2 separate regions of the Homo sapiens genome follow, and region 1 is linked to region 2. A link is a loop called in an ENCODE intact Hi-C map of the cell type or tissue named here. Cell type or tissue: Caco-2. All regions are shown on one strand.

The links. Hi-C counts contacts between places; a loop is a spot of excess contacts. Peaks named below come from ENCODE experiments on the same cell type or tissue, not always from the same donor. Only the 100,000 strongest peaks of a DNase experiment are listed, where the experiment ranks them.
Region 1: a loop joins it to region 2, with 12 times the contacts of the local background. A loop is called at or near these places in 17 of 110 quality-filtered maps.

The regions. Positions count from the first base shown.
Region 1 is chr11:128,881,747-128,889,746 of GRCh38, reverse strand. No RefSeq gene overlaps it. Among named protein-coding and RNA genes, the nearest start is that of KCNJ5, 5.6 kb to the left of the region's middle. In Caco-2, CTCF peaks have their summits at 1,575, 3,162, 4,644 and 4,846 (motif pointing left); DNase peaks (open chromatin) are centred at 3,156 and 4,826; H3K27me3 peaks cover 268 bases.
Region 2 is chr11:129,747,921-129,755,920 of GRCh38, reverse strand. No RefSeq gene overlaps it. Among named protein-coding and RNA genes, the nearest start is that of TMEM45B, 64 kb to the left of the region's middle. RefSeq lists a silencer at 4,989-5,088 and enhancers at 4,876-5,375, 5,376-5,877. In Caco-2, a CTCF peak has its summit at 4,909 (motif pointing right); a DNase peak (open chromatin) is centred at 5,000; H3K4me3 peaks cover 185 bases.

The DNA.
Region 1 (8,000 bases), 870 kb after region 2:
CTGAGCCCTGAGGAGGGGCTCTGTCCTGGGGCAGCAGTTGCTTTTGGATTAGGTATAAAGACCATGATATTCCTTTTGCCATTACGGGGTGGGGGTCAGGGGACCTGGACTGACTTTAAAGCAAAATATAGGGTGCTCTGGGAAATACTGTTTTGCAAAGATTTTCTCAGTGATGGGACCTTGGATCGGGAGACAGAAAAATTTGTGTCCAGGTCTCACCTGAGAACTGAAAAACGCGAAATTTGGGGATTCTAGTCCTGAGCAATTGTTGCAACTTGGAGGAGCTTTGAGAGGCCCAAGCCTCTCAAAGAGCACAGACAACATCTGAGGATAGCAATGCAATAAAAGAACTACTCAGGGAGCGGTACAAGGTGCTAAGTATGTCTTTCATTGTCTGAAAATTGCTGAGGCGGTGCTTGAAAGCAACAGAAAATGTGTATGTATTATCACTGTTAATTAGAGTACAGCCTCACTTCTTCTGTTCTCTTTATCTGCTTCTCTTACCTTCTTTCATCGAGCGGGAGATGGGTTCACAATTAAAGATGTTCTCTTTAGAATATAAGACTTGCAGAAAATTATTTTTTTCTCCTATTTATAGAAGTTATATTTGCATTAGGAGCCTGGTAATGTCTCATAAATATTTCCTTTTAGATAAAATATTAATTAAAGGAGTTTGTTGAGTTATACTCTGAAATCCTAACTAAATAGCTTCTAAAACAAATATTTTAAGCATTTTTTCTCATGTCAGGAGAATTCTTCATACGTCCATAAACAGCAGATATCTATCGAGTAAGGACATATTATTTTGCAATATTTAACATAATACTGTAGCTGCTACCCAGTTTAAAAAAACAAAACCAGGCATTGCCAACACTGCCAAATCCATGTGAGATTACCTCCTCTTCCCTCAGGAGAGAACCAGCCACCTGAGTTTGGTGTTTCTCTTTCCCATGGCTTTTAAAATGCTAAACAGACACACACACAAACACACACACACACCCCTACACCTACACCTACTCAGTTAGCGAATGTTGACTGTATGTATTTTTATGTCCACACACTCTCTTGGTTGATAAAGGCCTACTATGTTTGAGACACTTTGATAGGTGCTATGAGAGAGACCAAAAGGTATAATGGTGGGCTTTGATCTCAAATGTCTCACATCTAACAGGGAAGGTGGCATGTCTGCGGGTGGGGGGAAGTCAGCAGACAAATTAACAGCATAGGATTTTAATTCCTAGGTGTTAATTGGGAGCTGGTGTGGAATTGACAGGAATGCTAACACAGCTCGGAGAAGAGGAGCTGGGACTGACTTCTGACGGCAAGGCTACGCAGAGAAGGAAGGTCTGAAGGACTTAGGGAAGGAAGACTAAGGTTTGAATGTGATGAGAGGGAGAGGAGTCAAGGAGCCGGGCTGGAAATCAAGGCTTGGGCAGGCAAGGCTCAGGGTGCTCAGGGACCACAAGAAAGGGAAGGGTTGCTGCTGGGGGATCTGGGCGGTAAAGTGGTGATGCCAGTGGCTGTAATTAACGCAGTGCCTACTATGTGCTGAGCTCTGCTCGATGCTTCACGTAAGTAATTGCTTGTAATTTTCTCGACAGCCTCGGGAGGGAGGTAGCTTTAGCACCTTTCTCCGGAGAGAAAACAGGCTCAGACAAGTCAAGTCCCCTCACACTGGCAGGAATTTCAGACCTGCTAGCAGAACCCAGTTTTGTTAGTTTCCAAGATCATATTTCTAATTGTTATGAGATGAACGGTGTCTCTCCCAAATTCAGATGTTGAAGCCCTGATTCCCAGTGCTTCCGAATGTGACTGTATTTGGACATGGGGCCTTTAAAGGGGTGATTAAATTAAACTAAGGGGCCGGGTGTGGTGGCTCATGCCCATAATCTCATACTTTGGGAGGCCGAGGTGGGTGGATCACCTGAGGTCAGGAGTTTCAGATCAGACTGGCCAACGTGGGGAAACTCTGTCTCTACTAAAAATACAAAATTAGCTGGGCATGTCTGTAGACCCAGCTACTCGGGAGTCTGAGGAAGGAGAATCCCTTGAACCTGGGAGGCGGAGGTTGCAGTGAGCCAAGATCGTGCCACTGCACTCCAGCCTGTGCAACAGAGTGAGTCCATCTCAAAAAAAAAAAAAAAAGAATTAATTAAACTAAGACCATTAGGGTGAGTCCTAATCCAATCTGACTGGTATCCTCATAAGAAGAGGAACTACTTTGAGGACACTAGGAGAAGGCAGCTGTCTCCCAGCCGAGCAGAGGCCTCAGGAGAAACCAACTTTGTTGACAACCTTGATCTTGGACTCCTAACTTCCAGGGCTGTGGGAAATCAATTTCTACTTGAGCCACCCCGTCAGTGATGTTTTGTTATGGCAGCCCTAACAAACGAAGACATTAACCACGCATCTCTGCCTCTCAGAAGAGCCTCATATCCCAGGCTGTGGCATCTGGATTTTCTTCTGCAGATTGAAAGCAAGTATTAAGAATTTCTGAGTTGGGGAGAATTATGAAAATCATTGTGAAGATTTCCCTGGGGGTTGTCTGTGTATGATTCATTCATTTATTCATTTCAGTGAAGACTTATGGAGCACGTGCTTTGTGACCTCTGCAATGACAGGGACCCTGTTTGTCTTGTTCACCTCTGGGTGCCCCTTAGCAGTGCTAAGCACAGCATCTGCTACATAGGAGATGATCAATAAATATTTGTCAAATGAAAGAAAGGATATGGGGTAGGTTCTGCACTTAGAGAAAAATGACAAGACAAATACAGAACTTGCCTTCAAGGAGCTGAGAGTGTGGTGAGGCTGGTAGTCAGTTTGTGGTTAGTTTAGGTGGAGCTGAGATTATTGTGCAGTGCCACCCAACAGAACTTTTGCAATGAAGAAAATGCCTGATATCTTGTCTGTATAATGTGGCATTGTGGCTACTGCCTAGGTGTAATGTGGCTACTGTGAATAGGAAAGGGAATTTTAAATTTTAATTAATTTGCATTTAAGTAGGCACTATGGCTGGCAGCTACTGTATTGCACAGTCTAGGATTGGAGGCAGGGAGAGCGTTCGTGGGCTGGGCCCTAGTGCTGGCCTGAGGTGATAAGGCTGCAACAAGGCAAAGGAAGAAAGAGCCTTGGGACGGGTAGTGGGTTGCACAGTCTGGCGGCAACAGTGCCACCCCCTGGGATCATGTATGAAATGCGGAATCTCAGGCTCCACCCTCCACCTGCTCAAAGAGAATTTGCCTTTTAACAAGCTCTCCAGGTGACTATGCACACTGGGGCTTGGAAGAGCATGATGTAGAAGATGTGGCTGAGAAAGGGTCAACAGGAGCCCAAAGGAGAAGAGGAATGAAACTGGATGGCTTGGAGCTGAGCTGGGCTAAGCTCCCCTGAATCTCCAGAGGCACTGAGATCCCCTCCTCTGTGGACACCTTGACCCCTCCGCTTCCCTCTGATAGAGCGCCGATCACATGTGTTGGGGGTTCTGTGACCTGTCTCTCTCCTCTACCTGCAATCTACAAGTTCCTTAAGGGTGTAAACCTTGTTTTTTAAAACCCAAGTAAATGTTTATTGAATGCGTGCATGCCTGATGTCAGGAATGAGAAAATTAGCAGGAGTAGGTGACTGGGACGGGAGAGCTGCTGAGTTTGATTCTAGACATGCTGCATGCATGTCTAACTGAAGGTTGGTGAGAACTCCACTAATTGCAACTCCACTAATTGCAACTCCACAAAAAGTGGCAACTCCACTAATTGCCTAAGTGGAGTTGTCTGAGAAGAGGCAGGAATGGATGTCTGGTGATGACGGGGGAGTTGAGGATGGGGTGGAGATTTTGGAATGTCATCCGCAGAGAGGAGAAGACTGAAACTCTGAGAAATAATTTAGGTATCTGGAGGAGGGTGGAGAGAGAAGGAGAAGAGGCAAGAGCTGGGAACTATGCTCAGATCTGGGACAGAGGGAGAAGGATACAGAACAGGAGATAGAGGAGTGATCAGGATGGCTGGAGGTCAGCAAGGCTGGGGTGGCAGAATGACCTGGAAAGGAAGAGTGGCAAGAAAATTGAGTGGCCAGTGTGCCGGCGTCCCTCGTTAATAGAATATTTCTTTCATAGTATTTATCCCATGAAACCTGTGTGCAACACAGCAGAGGTCCAAAGTAGGTAAGTACAGATCCAGAAAAGTCATGGAAAATAGGGCCAATGGGAAAAAAAACCCCTAATCATTGACCAGGCCATCAAGCTGTCATTAGTGACTTTGCAGGATGTGTTAAAGAGGCCTCCTATTCATCTCACAACTCAAAACAGACATGCTCTCTGGGAAAGTGGCCTGATATTCATGTTGATGCCTTGACTTCTCCCAGTGCATAAGCTTCCCACTTGTCATTGGATGATCCCAAATTCACTGTTCCTTTAATGCCATTGAATTCTGACCATAGGGAGCACCAATGGTAGCTTCAGCTTCCCTGAAACAAGCTTCCCGTTCCTGAATTTCCTCTCACTCTTGAGTCCAGGCCCAGGTGCCTGAGAGAGGCATTTGCCACAGCTGGCCATACAGTTGACTTTATCGAGTCAACATCTGTTTCTAGAGGGCACAGCACTTAGCCCCAGGACTCAGCTTGGTGCCCAGCGCTGAGCTTCCAGTTATTGCACCGCTAGGGGCAAATGATGTTTTTCTTCCTATCCAGTGAAGTGGGCTCCTATTTGGCAAGGAAAGAAAATGAACAACTTTAATTCCTTCCTAACTTTTTTCATAACAACTCTCTTAATTCTGTTTTGTGGAAAACTCCATAGACATGCTGACCAGCAAGCACCTGCCCTGCCCCGGTGTGGTTTCCACAAGGGGGGCAACAGCACCATCTAGTGTTTGAAAGAGATTTCACACTAGGTAGAACACATGTATTTACTTACCTTGATCTTTAGTTTTTGTTTTATTAAGGTAATATATTGGCCGGGCACGGTGGCTCACTCCTGTAATCCCAGCACTTTGGGAGGTCGAGGCGGGCGGATCACGAGGTCAAGAGATCGAGACCATCCTGGCCAACCAACCCCGTCTCTACTAAAAATACACAAAATAGCTGGGCGTAGTGGCACATGCCTGTAGTCCCAGCTACTCGGGAGGCTGAGGCAGGAGAATCGCTTGAACCCGGGAGGTGGAGGTTGCAGTGAGCCGAGATCGTGCCACTGCACTCCAGCCTGGGTGACAGAGCGAGACTCCGTGTCAAAAAAAAAAAAGTGATATATGAAAGTAATATATTTGAAGCATCACATTTTTCTAAATAATTTGAAACAAAAGCAGTTGGGTTTCCTCTTTGACCATCTTCCAATCTGCAGAGGTCATCACTTTCATTTCTTTTGGCTATTTTTTCCCTTTGGTTTTTGTCTGTAAATGACACCCTTCTAGTAATACTTATAGATGCTTCCATCTTCAGAGACGACCTATGAACTTTCTACCACTGAAGATGGAAACGTGGCTCCCTTTCCTCCCCTGAACCCACCACGTGCTCACATACTTCCCATTTCTCGTCCAGCAAGGGAGCTGTGTCACAATTTTGGTTGGATGAATACTCAGTTTTAATATTTTTATGTCTATAAAGTTCTGTTTGTATGTAGCTGATCCATGCAGCAAACCAGATTGCTTTGTCTTTCCTGCACAACTCTTTTTCTTCTCTGGAGGGACTAATTAATTGTCTTGGTTTGGTTTGTGTAGTTGTGTTTGCTCTCATCGCCAATTTCTTTTTTCTTTTTTGGGGGGATGGAGTCTCGCTCTGTCACCCAGGCTGGAGTGCGATGGTGCGATCTTGGCTCACTGCAACCTCTGCCTCTTGGATTCAAGCAATTCTCCTGTCTCAGCTTCCTGAATAGCTGAGATTACAGGTGTGCGTTACGCGCCACCATGCCTGGTTAATTTTTGTATTTTGGATAGAGACAGGGTTTCCTCATGTTGGCCAGGCTGGTCTCAAACTCCTGACCTCAAGTGATTTGCCTTCTTCAGCTTCCCAAAGTGCTGAGATTACAGGCATGAGCCACCATGCCTGGCCTCATCACCAATTTCAATGCAAAAATTTCCACCTACCATTTCAATCTCCTCTCAAGATGTCCAGATGCACCAGAAGTCCTACTGATTCCATCTGGAGAAATCTCCCTGGTGCCTTCTGCTCCCTTTGGTCTGGCCTGGTTGCCCTCTCTGCCTAGCGCACAGCTGGCTTCCTGGCATCTCTGTTTGCTTTGCCTCACTCCCATATTGCATCCCCTGTTTCCTGAATCCCATGCGTGTTTCTTTCTTGGTTCACTCTCTTACTTTTTAGGAAGAACACGTCCTACCATTGCTTCCTAGGAAAGAGAGTGGGCAAGGTACAATTTTGAGATTCTGCATATCTGAGAATATCTCTATTCTATTCAATTGACAACTTGGGCAGGTGTAGAATTCTAAATGGGAAATTATTTTTCTTCGGTATGTTAGAGGGATTTCTTCTTCTTCCACATTTCAATTATATTGTTAGAAGCCCGAAGCAAGTTTCATTCCTGATCCTTTTGCGGGTCCTCTTTTTCCTTTCTGGAAACTAGCCAGATCTTCTCTTAGTGAGTAGTGGTGTGAAATTTCACAACGATGTGCCTTGGTGTGGGACTGTTTTCATCCACTGTACGGAACACTGGGTAGCCCTTTTAATCATCGCCTTTCCTTCTGGGTGAGTTTCTTGCGATGCCTCTTTGAGGATTTCCTCCTTCCTATTTTCTCTGTTTTCTCCTGGAATTCCTCTCACTTAGGTGTCAGATCTCAGAAGCCTCTCATTTCCTCATCTTTTTTCTCTACTTTCGTCTCTTTGTATTTTTGCAGTATGTTCTAGTAGATCTCCTCAACTTTTTTCTTTCAACCCTTCCATTGAGATTTTTATTTTTCTATCATATTTTAATTTCCGAGGGCTCCCCTTTTTTCTATTCCCTGAAGGATTTTTGGAGCATCCTCTTTATTTGAAGCGTTCTTCTCCCTGTACAGACCCTGTTTCCTCCAAGATGCCTTTTCATGCTTGTGTTTTTGCTCTGTCTTTCCTCAGATGCCTGGTAACCGGGCAAGAGGAGGCTCTGGGCCTGTGAACTTGACATCTGTCGGGTTCCCTGTAGGGTGTTCTGGCAGGCCATTTTGTTACAGGAACACTTGGTATCAGATTTTGCTTGCGGGAAAGTCAGATTCCTCAGGAAGAGCTCTTTCAATCTCCTGCTTGGAGGACTGAGTCCTGACCACCAGCCTTCTGAAACCAAGTTGAAGGAGAGAGCTGGGAGTCTTGACATCTAGTATGGATATGTTTACTTAGTCATCCTTTGAGGGGGTCTGATAAGCCCATCCTTAATGGTTCTGTGTGTTTTTCAGTCAAGAGACCCTTTGTTTTCCACTTTTGAGAGAACAAATCTCCAGGCTTCTGCCAGGAAGGGCTGGGAGAAGTCTCTTTTTTGGGCAGAGTCCGGGAGGGGAACAGGAGGTCTAACTAGGGTGCTTCCTGAATGGACTCTCAACCCATCTCCCCCTTCTTTTGGCTGCTTCCTTCACCCCCCACTTCCAGGGGTAGATAGGGTCATAGACATCTAAACCTTTTGGGAGTCTGAAGTGTCAATTGCACTGGTTCTTGGTTTGTTTTTTTTCTTGCACAAGTGTAGAATGCATCTGCTTTCTGGGTTTCAAGAAAGTTGCTATTGTTTCCTCTCCAGTTCTTGTCACCCTTCAGGGTTTATGCTTTTTTAAAAAAGCTGTTGTTTTATTGGGATTTTGGATGGGAGCAAAAGTAGAAGCATTTCTTTAACTTGCCATCTTTATGCTGAAGTCATTCATTCATTTTTAATCACCCATTCTGTAAACATTCTTGACCTTCTCCTATGCAGTAAGCTCTCCGGTAGATTCTGATGTGCACTGATGAAAAAGGCTGTGTTTACTGCCCCCATAGGCATATGTATTTTATGTGGTATCAGATAAATAAATAGCTATACAAGCTTAAATCTCAAGGGGACACTGCTA
Region 2 (8,000 bases):
TGTCAATTTTGGCTTTTGTTGCCATTGCTTTTGGTGTTTTAGTCATGAAGTCTTTGCCCATGCCTATGTCCTGAATGGTATTGCCCAGGTTTACTTCTAGGATTTTTATGGTCGTAGGTCTTATGTTTAAGTCTTTGATCCATCTTGAGTTGTTTTTTGTATAAGGAAGGGGTCCAGTTTCAGTTTTCTGCATATGGCTACCCAGTTTTCCCAACACCATTTATTAAATAGGGAATCTTTTCCTCATTGCTTGTTTGTGTCAGGTTTGCCAAAGATCAGATGGTTGTAGATGTGTGGTGTTATTTCCGAGGCCTCAGTTCTGTTCCATTGGTCCATGTATCTGTTTTGGTACCAGTACCATGTTGTTTTGGTTACTGTAGCCTTGTAGTATAGTCTGAAGTCCAGTAGCGTGATGCCTCAAGCTTTGTTCTTCTTGCCCAGGATTGTCTTGGCTATGCAGGCTGTCTTTTGTTTCCATATGAAGTTTAAAGTAGTTTTTTCCAATTCTGTGAAGAAAGTCAGTGGTAGCTTGATGGGGATAGATTGAATCTATAAATTACTTTGGGCAGTATGGCCACTTTCACAATATTGTTTCTTCCTATCCATGAGCATGGAATATTTTTCCATTTGCTTGTGTCCTCTCTTATTTCCTTGAGCAGTGGTTTGTAATTCTCCTTGAAAAGGTCGTTCACATCCCTTGTAAGTCGTATTCCAGGTATTTTATTTTATTTGTAGTAATTGTGAATTGGGAGTTCACTCATGATTTGGTGCTCTGTTTGTGTTATTGGTGTATAGGAATGCTTGTGATTTTTGCACATTGATTTTGTATCCTGATACTTTGCTGAAGTTGCTTATCAGATTAAGGAGATTTTGGGCTGAGATGAAGGGGTTTTCTAAATATAAAATCATGTCATCTGCAAATACAGACGATTTGATTTCCTCTGTTCGTATTTGAATACCCTTTATTTCTTTCTCTTGCATGATTGCCCTGGCCAGAACTTCCAACACTATGTTGAATAGGAGTGGTGAGAGAGGGCATCCATGTCTTGTGCTGGTTTTCAAAGGGAATGCTTCCAGTTTTTGCCAATATTGGCTATGGGTTTGTCATAAATAGCTCTTATTATTTTGAGATACGTTCCATCGATACCTAGCTTGTTGAGAGTTTTTAGCATTGAAGGGGTGTTGAATTTTGTCAAAGGCCTTTTCTGCATCTATTGAGATAATCATGTGGTTTTGTCATTGGTTCTGTTTATATGCTGGATTACGTTTATTGATTTTCATATGTTGAACCAGCCTTGCATCCCAGGGATGAAGCCGACTTGATCGTGGTGATAAGGTTTTTGATGCTGCTGGTTTCAGTTTGCCAGTATTTTATTGAGGATTTTCTCATGGATGTTCCTCAGGGATATTGGCCTGAAATTTTCTTTTTTTGTTGTGTCTCTGCCAGGTTTTGGCATTGGGATGATGCTGGCCTCATAAAATGAGTTAGGGAGGATTCTCTCTTTTTCTATTGTTTGGAAAAGTTTCAGAAAGAATGGTACCAGCTCCTCTTTGTACCTCTGGTAGAATTCAGCTGTGAATCCGTGTGGTCCTGGACTTTTTTTGGTTGGTAAGCTATTACTGCCTCAATTTCAGAACTTGTTATTGGTTTATTCAGGGATTCAGCTTCTTCCTGGTTTAGACTTGGGAGGGTGTATGTGTCCAGGAATTTATCCATTTCTTCTAGATTTCTGAGTTTATTTGCATAGAAGTGTTTTTATAGTAGTCTCTGTTGGTAGTTTGTATTTCTGTGGGATCAGTGGTGATATCCCCTATATCATTTTTTATTGCATCTGTTTGATTCTTCTCTCTATTGCAATTCTTTTTTTTTTTTCTTTTTGAGACTGAGTCTCGCTCTGTCCCCCAGGCTGGAGTGCAGTGGCGTGATCTCGGCTCACTGCAAGCTCCGCCTCCCAGGTTCATGCCATTCTCCTGCCTCAGCCTCCTGAGTAGTTGGGACTACAGGTGCCCACCACCGTGCCTGGCTAATTTTTTGTATTTTTAGTAGAGACAGGGTTTCATTGTGTTAGCCAGGATGGTCTCAATCTCCTGATCTCGTGATCCGCCCGCCTCGGCCTCCCAAAGCTCTATTTCAAATTTTATACATTGTGGGTGGGAATAAAAAATGGTATAGCCAGTCTGGAAAAGTTTGGCAATTTCTTATAAAGCTAACGTGTTTGTCTTATAACCCAGAAACCCCACTTCCTAGAGAAGTGAAAACTTATGCTTACATAAAAACCTTTATATAAATGTTCTGTTGATAATTCTGTGATTATCTGATGTTCTATTCATAATTGCTCCAAGCAAATGTCCTTCAACAGGTGACTGAACAGGTTAATGCATGAAGAAGTTGTGGTATATCCATACAATGAAATACTACTCAGCAGTAGAAAGGAATGAACTGTTTACACATGCAGCAGCTGAGCACTTTCCAAGGCATGATGCTGGGGGATGGGGAAGGAAGTAGTCTCAGAAGTTTACGTGCTGTATTTCTCATTTTTGAGAAGATAAAATACTGATGGAGGATAGATCTGTGGTTGCCAGGAGTTACGAATGGGAGAGGCTGTGATTATAAAGGGAAAACATGAGGGAGTTTTTAGGGGTGTGATGGCACTATTTTGAATCCTGATTGTGGCAGTGCTTATGTGAATCTATACATATGTAAAAATTATAGAACTGTACACTAAAAAAAAATGTGTGTGTGTGTGTGTGTGTATATATATATATATATATATATTTTTTTAGATAGGATCTCATTCTGTTATCCAAGCTGGAGTGCGGTGGCACAATCATGGCTCCCTATAGCTTCAAACTCCTGGGCTCAGGTGATTCTCCCACCCTCAGCCTGCTGAATAACTGGGACTACAGGCATGTGCCACCGTGCCTGGCTAATTTTTTGTATTTTGTAGAGATGGGGTTTCGCCATGTTGCCTAAGCTGGTCTCAAACTCGTGGGCTCAAGCGATCCACCTGTCTCAGCCTCCAAAGTGTGTGAGCCACTGTGCCTGGCCTGTGTGATGATTTAAAGAATAAAATTAATAAAATTATAGATGATGAACATTGGATTCTGATATGGGCCTCCAGTTCCTCCTTGCTAAGGTGAGGCTGATGATTTGCAATCTGTGCAGCCATTATCAAAATGCTGACCCAGTCTTGCACCTCTATTCTGAGGCTTATGTATTTTGATCTGCTTTCTTGCTTTAGACCCATTATGACTGAAAAGACTTCTTAAATTTTGCTTTTCCATTCCAGAAATGACTGATTCCAACCTTTCTCCCCAGCTGCTCAGCATGGGCCTCCAGCTGTGCTCTGCACACTCTGATAGCGGAGAGCTTGTACTCACCCCCCATGTTTGAAATATAATTTGCATACAGTATAATGCATAGATCTGAAATATATAATTCAATGAGCTTTGGCAAATATATACAGTTGTGTGTTCATACATGTTTTACAACTGGCTCTCTGGTGGGATAAAAAAGCCCTGCTTTGTAGTGTTTGCCAATTTCTGGAGTATAAATATTTCCACCACGGTGGATTCCAAGCTATCAATGTGATGCTGACTGGCTTGCAAACATCCTGAAAAATTAACAGTCCACTCTCTTGATGGTGCCAGCAGGCTTCAGCACACCACTGCCTGTACATAACTGTGCAACCAGCACCTAGATCAACATTCAGGACATGCCCATCACCCCATAAGTTGCCTAGTGCCCCTCCGCAGTCAATCCCCACCCCTATCCTGTGTGGACAACGATTCTGATTTCTATCTCCATCATTTAGGTTTTCATATTCTAGAACTTCATGCAAATACAGTATATTTTTGGCCTGACTTTCTATTTTTGCCTCAGATTTGAGAGTCCCTCCTGCGGTGTTTATCTGGTTGTTTGTCTTTTTCATTGCCCAGTAATGTTTCATTGTATGGATGTACTATCATTGATTCTCCTGTTAATTGGCATTTGGGTTGTTCAAAGTTTTGGGATTTTCTGAGTAATCTTGAAAGTACTTGAGAGGCTGTAAAAAAGAGGTTCTAATATTCCTGGCAAAACTTTCTGCTGGGAAGAGGAAATAGATCCTGAAGCTTCAGATTTTACTGGCGATAATGAAAGAGCATCTTTGAAAGTGTCTAGCATGTGGCAGACATTCAATAAATGTTAGTGGAGTCTCACTTTGGCAGAATTCTGCTTCTAGGATCTGTGCCCAGAAATAGATCGTCTTTTACAGAAAGGTCAGAATCAACCATTGTAGAGAAAATTTAAAAATACCTCAGAGAGATTCCATCTTCTCATTTGATAAATCCATTTCAGGAATATTTCACGATTCTAACAATTAGAAAAATGTCTATGTGATATTTTTATGTTATACTTTAAAGCCTACCTGTTATACATATTATCTGATTTACTTCATACACATTTAATTTTCATTTTATGCACATTATTTTATTTAACTTTTGCTACAATGCTGCAAGGTAAATGTACTTCTACTTTACAGATAAGGACAAATGAGGCTCAGAAATGCTAAGTAACTTTCCTAGCTCACGGAGCTAGTGAGAATTTGATTGCAGTTGCCTGACTCCAAAATGCATGCGTTTTCCTCTGCAACGTGCGGCCCCACCATGTTCACACCTCACTACAGACAGGAAGCACATGTTATTCAGATAATCGCTACCCATTTTCCTTTCATCCTCGTTTTTCCAGCGAGCAAAACATCTTGTACAGTCAGTTTCTTTTTTCATTTCAAAAGTACACTTTGAATAGGCTCAGGACGGCCTGATTTAAGCAAGCAGAAGGAAAAATCCTTACAAAATCTGTGTGGGCCAATCAGCAATGTGACAGAACGTTCGGCAGATGGCGCTGTTTCCACACGAGCGTAACGGCGGCCACAAGCGTTCTGCCGCCAGGGGGCGCCGCGTTCCGCCGGAGAAGCGTGGCTCCCGGGCGCGCGGCCGCCGCCTGCCCAGCACCGGCGCAGGGCCCACGCCTCCGTCGCGGTGCGTCCTTTCCCTCCAGGTGGGACGCTGCAGGCCCAGCCGCTCCCTGTGCCTCCAGACAGCCAGGGCTCTCACGTGGATAGGCTGCTGGACCAAGCTCAGTCCAGGAGGCCGGCTTCAACAGCTTCTGCTCAGCTCTCCCGGGCAGCACAGGACTGTGCAGAGCCTCCCCTAAACCTCATTCTTTTCATGGGCAAAGGGAAGCACAGCAGCGTTTGCCTGTTCTTGCCAAGTTAGCACCGAGGAAGTTTCATCAGGGAGGGGCAGGGGCCTCAGAACAGGGAGGCCGCAGGGCGGCCTCGGCAGAAGGTGAGTGCTGGCAGCCCGTGGCCCGAGACGTTAAGCACTGCGGGGAGAAAAGGAGAAAGAAGCTCCTCGAACTTTAGGCCCACTCCGGTGTGTGAGGAGCCCGGCCGAGAGCTGAGAGCAGCCTGGTCTTCCCTTCTCGGTGAGGCTTGCGCACTTGCCTCCCTTGCTGCTTCCAGAGTCATAGCCCCGGCCAGTCCTCCAAGGGCCCGCGTTCCACCATGGCCAGACATTCCCTTTGAGAGTCTGCAAAGCTTGTTTTCTCTCGGAGAATTCTAGGCAATGCAGGTCAAAGAAAGGATTTTGAATCAAGTCCTCGGCTACGTCAGATGGAAGTGCTTACAAGAGCTGCATTAATGGAATAATTCTTTTACTCCATGATCTGACTCCTGTCTACGTCTTTAATATTTTATTTTATTTTCATTTTTTTTTAGAGTCAGAGTCTCTCTCTGTCGCCCAGGCTGGAGTGCAGTGGCACAATCACTGCGCACTGTAGCCTTAACCTCCTGCGCTCAAGCAATCCTCCCACCTCAGCCTCCTGAGTGGCTGGGACCACAGGTGTGCCACCACATCCATGTCCAGTGTTCATTCTCACTATTTTCCCCGACGCCTGCTGTTGCTTTTTTATACTACTTGCAGTTCCTCGCAATGTTGCAGAAGCACTGCCTCCTCCGTGATGGCCTTTGGGTTCGTCTAACTCTTCCTTCATGGTTTGTCCCCTTTATAGAATCAATAGCGCCTATCCCAGAAATCCAAAATTTTCACTGCACTTGAGACTATTTACTTATCCATCTCTGTCTTCTGGGCTGTCATCTCATTGAGTTCATATTCACCTTTGAATCTCCAGCATGCAGCCTGAGGACTGGAGGTCGCACTTAGTAGGTGTTCACTGAGTGAATAAAGGAAGGATAAAAACACTCTTCACTTTGCATTTAGGGAAAAAATAGATAATACAGAGATTTCCATCAAAACCAAACCAAGCCAATGTCTCTTGGAACCACACTGACAGTTTATGCCTTGGACAACTGGTGTGATGGTTTATGGTTTCTTCATTGTTGCTATGTATGTCTGTGAACGTATTTGTCTTTTAAATTACTTACTGGAGCAAGAAGTTCACTTTTACTTCATAAGGTAGATCCTTGAAACAGTCACTACTTTTAAAATAAAGTCTTCCCCTGTCCTCCTTGAAAGGTTCTTCTCGGGCTGCGTGTTGCAAGATCCTTCCTTGCAAGGCAGTCGATGCTGTCTTATCCCCTCCCCTGGAGCAGAACTGGGGTTACCTCTGGTAGCTTTGGACGTGGCCATCCAGGGTTGGTTTTGTAGAGATGAGACTCAGAGACATCAAATAATCTTTCCTTTACTCAGCATTGGAAGATTTCAAAGAAAGTATGTGCAGGAGGCAGAAGGTGGGGTCAGGATTGTTTAAATTTGGGGAGCTGCTTTTCTAGGGCAGTGAGAATTCTCTTGCTGGGTGGAGTTTGGTGCATGCAGCTGGGCTGGGGGTCGCTCCCAGCAGGGAACTCCTAAGTGCCAGCCCAGGCTCTCTGACCTGGGGCTAGTCTCCATTGGCAAATGCCACCCTCTGTCTCCCATCATCTCTCCCCTCATCTATGAAGAGGCAGGAAGGAGCTCTGGGAGGTGGGAGAGAGCAGAGGCCACAGTCAGTGTCCTCTGGACATGTTGATAGCTAGAAGCAGAGCTGAGGCCCTGGGGACAGACACCTTGTCCTTATGCTGAAGAGACCCTTTTTTAGCGGTCATTGCAAGTTGAGTTGGGATAAGGATTCTAGGTCTGGTTTATTTTTTTCTGGAAAGTATATACTTCCTCCGTTTCTCTGGCCTGATTACTGCCCACATGCCACCAGGGGATAGCTGTCCTTCTGCAGTAGTGGGAGACATGGAAGATCATGGACTCTGGAGCTGGACTCTCTGGGTTCAGATCCTGGCTTTGCCTCTTAGTAGCTGTGTGACTTTGGGCCATTCAGGTAACATCTCTGTGCCTAAATCACCTGTTCTGTAAGGTGGGTTCACCTCATAAGGCAGCTGTGAAAATTAAGCAGATTAGCACATGTTAAATGCCGATGACAGCACCAGCATGTAACCAGTATGCAGAGGACATGAGCTCTTACTGTGCCTGCCTTCTCCTTTCCCCAGCCCTCTCCCTTCAAGGTGGTCCCTGTTCATCTCAACAGGTACTCATTGGTGCCCCTGTACCCAGCACCATGACAGGCACTGAGGGGGATACAAGGAAGCTTAGACGTGGTTTCCATTCTCAAGAGGCTTATGATATGGGGACATGGAGACAAAAGCAAAGTAATAAAAATAAAAAACAGGGGAGGGAGTGGGGAAAGAATTGAAAAACTTCCTATTGGGTACTGTGTTCACTACTTGGGTGAAAGGATCGTTAGAAACCCAAACCTCAGTATCATGAAGATACTCATGGAACAAACCCACACATGTACCTCTTGAACCTAAAATAAAAATAGAGGCCGGGTGCAGTGGCTCCCACCTCTAATCCTAGCACTTTGGGAGGCAGGGGTGGGTAGATCACTTGAGGCCAGGAGTTCGAGACCAGCCTGGCCAACATGGTGAAACCCTGTCTCTACTAAAAATACAAAACTTAGGTGTGGTGGCTCACGCCTGTAACCCCAGCTACTCAGGAGGCTGAGGCAC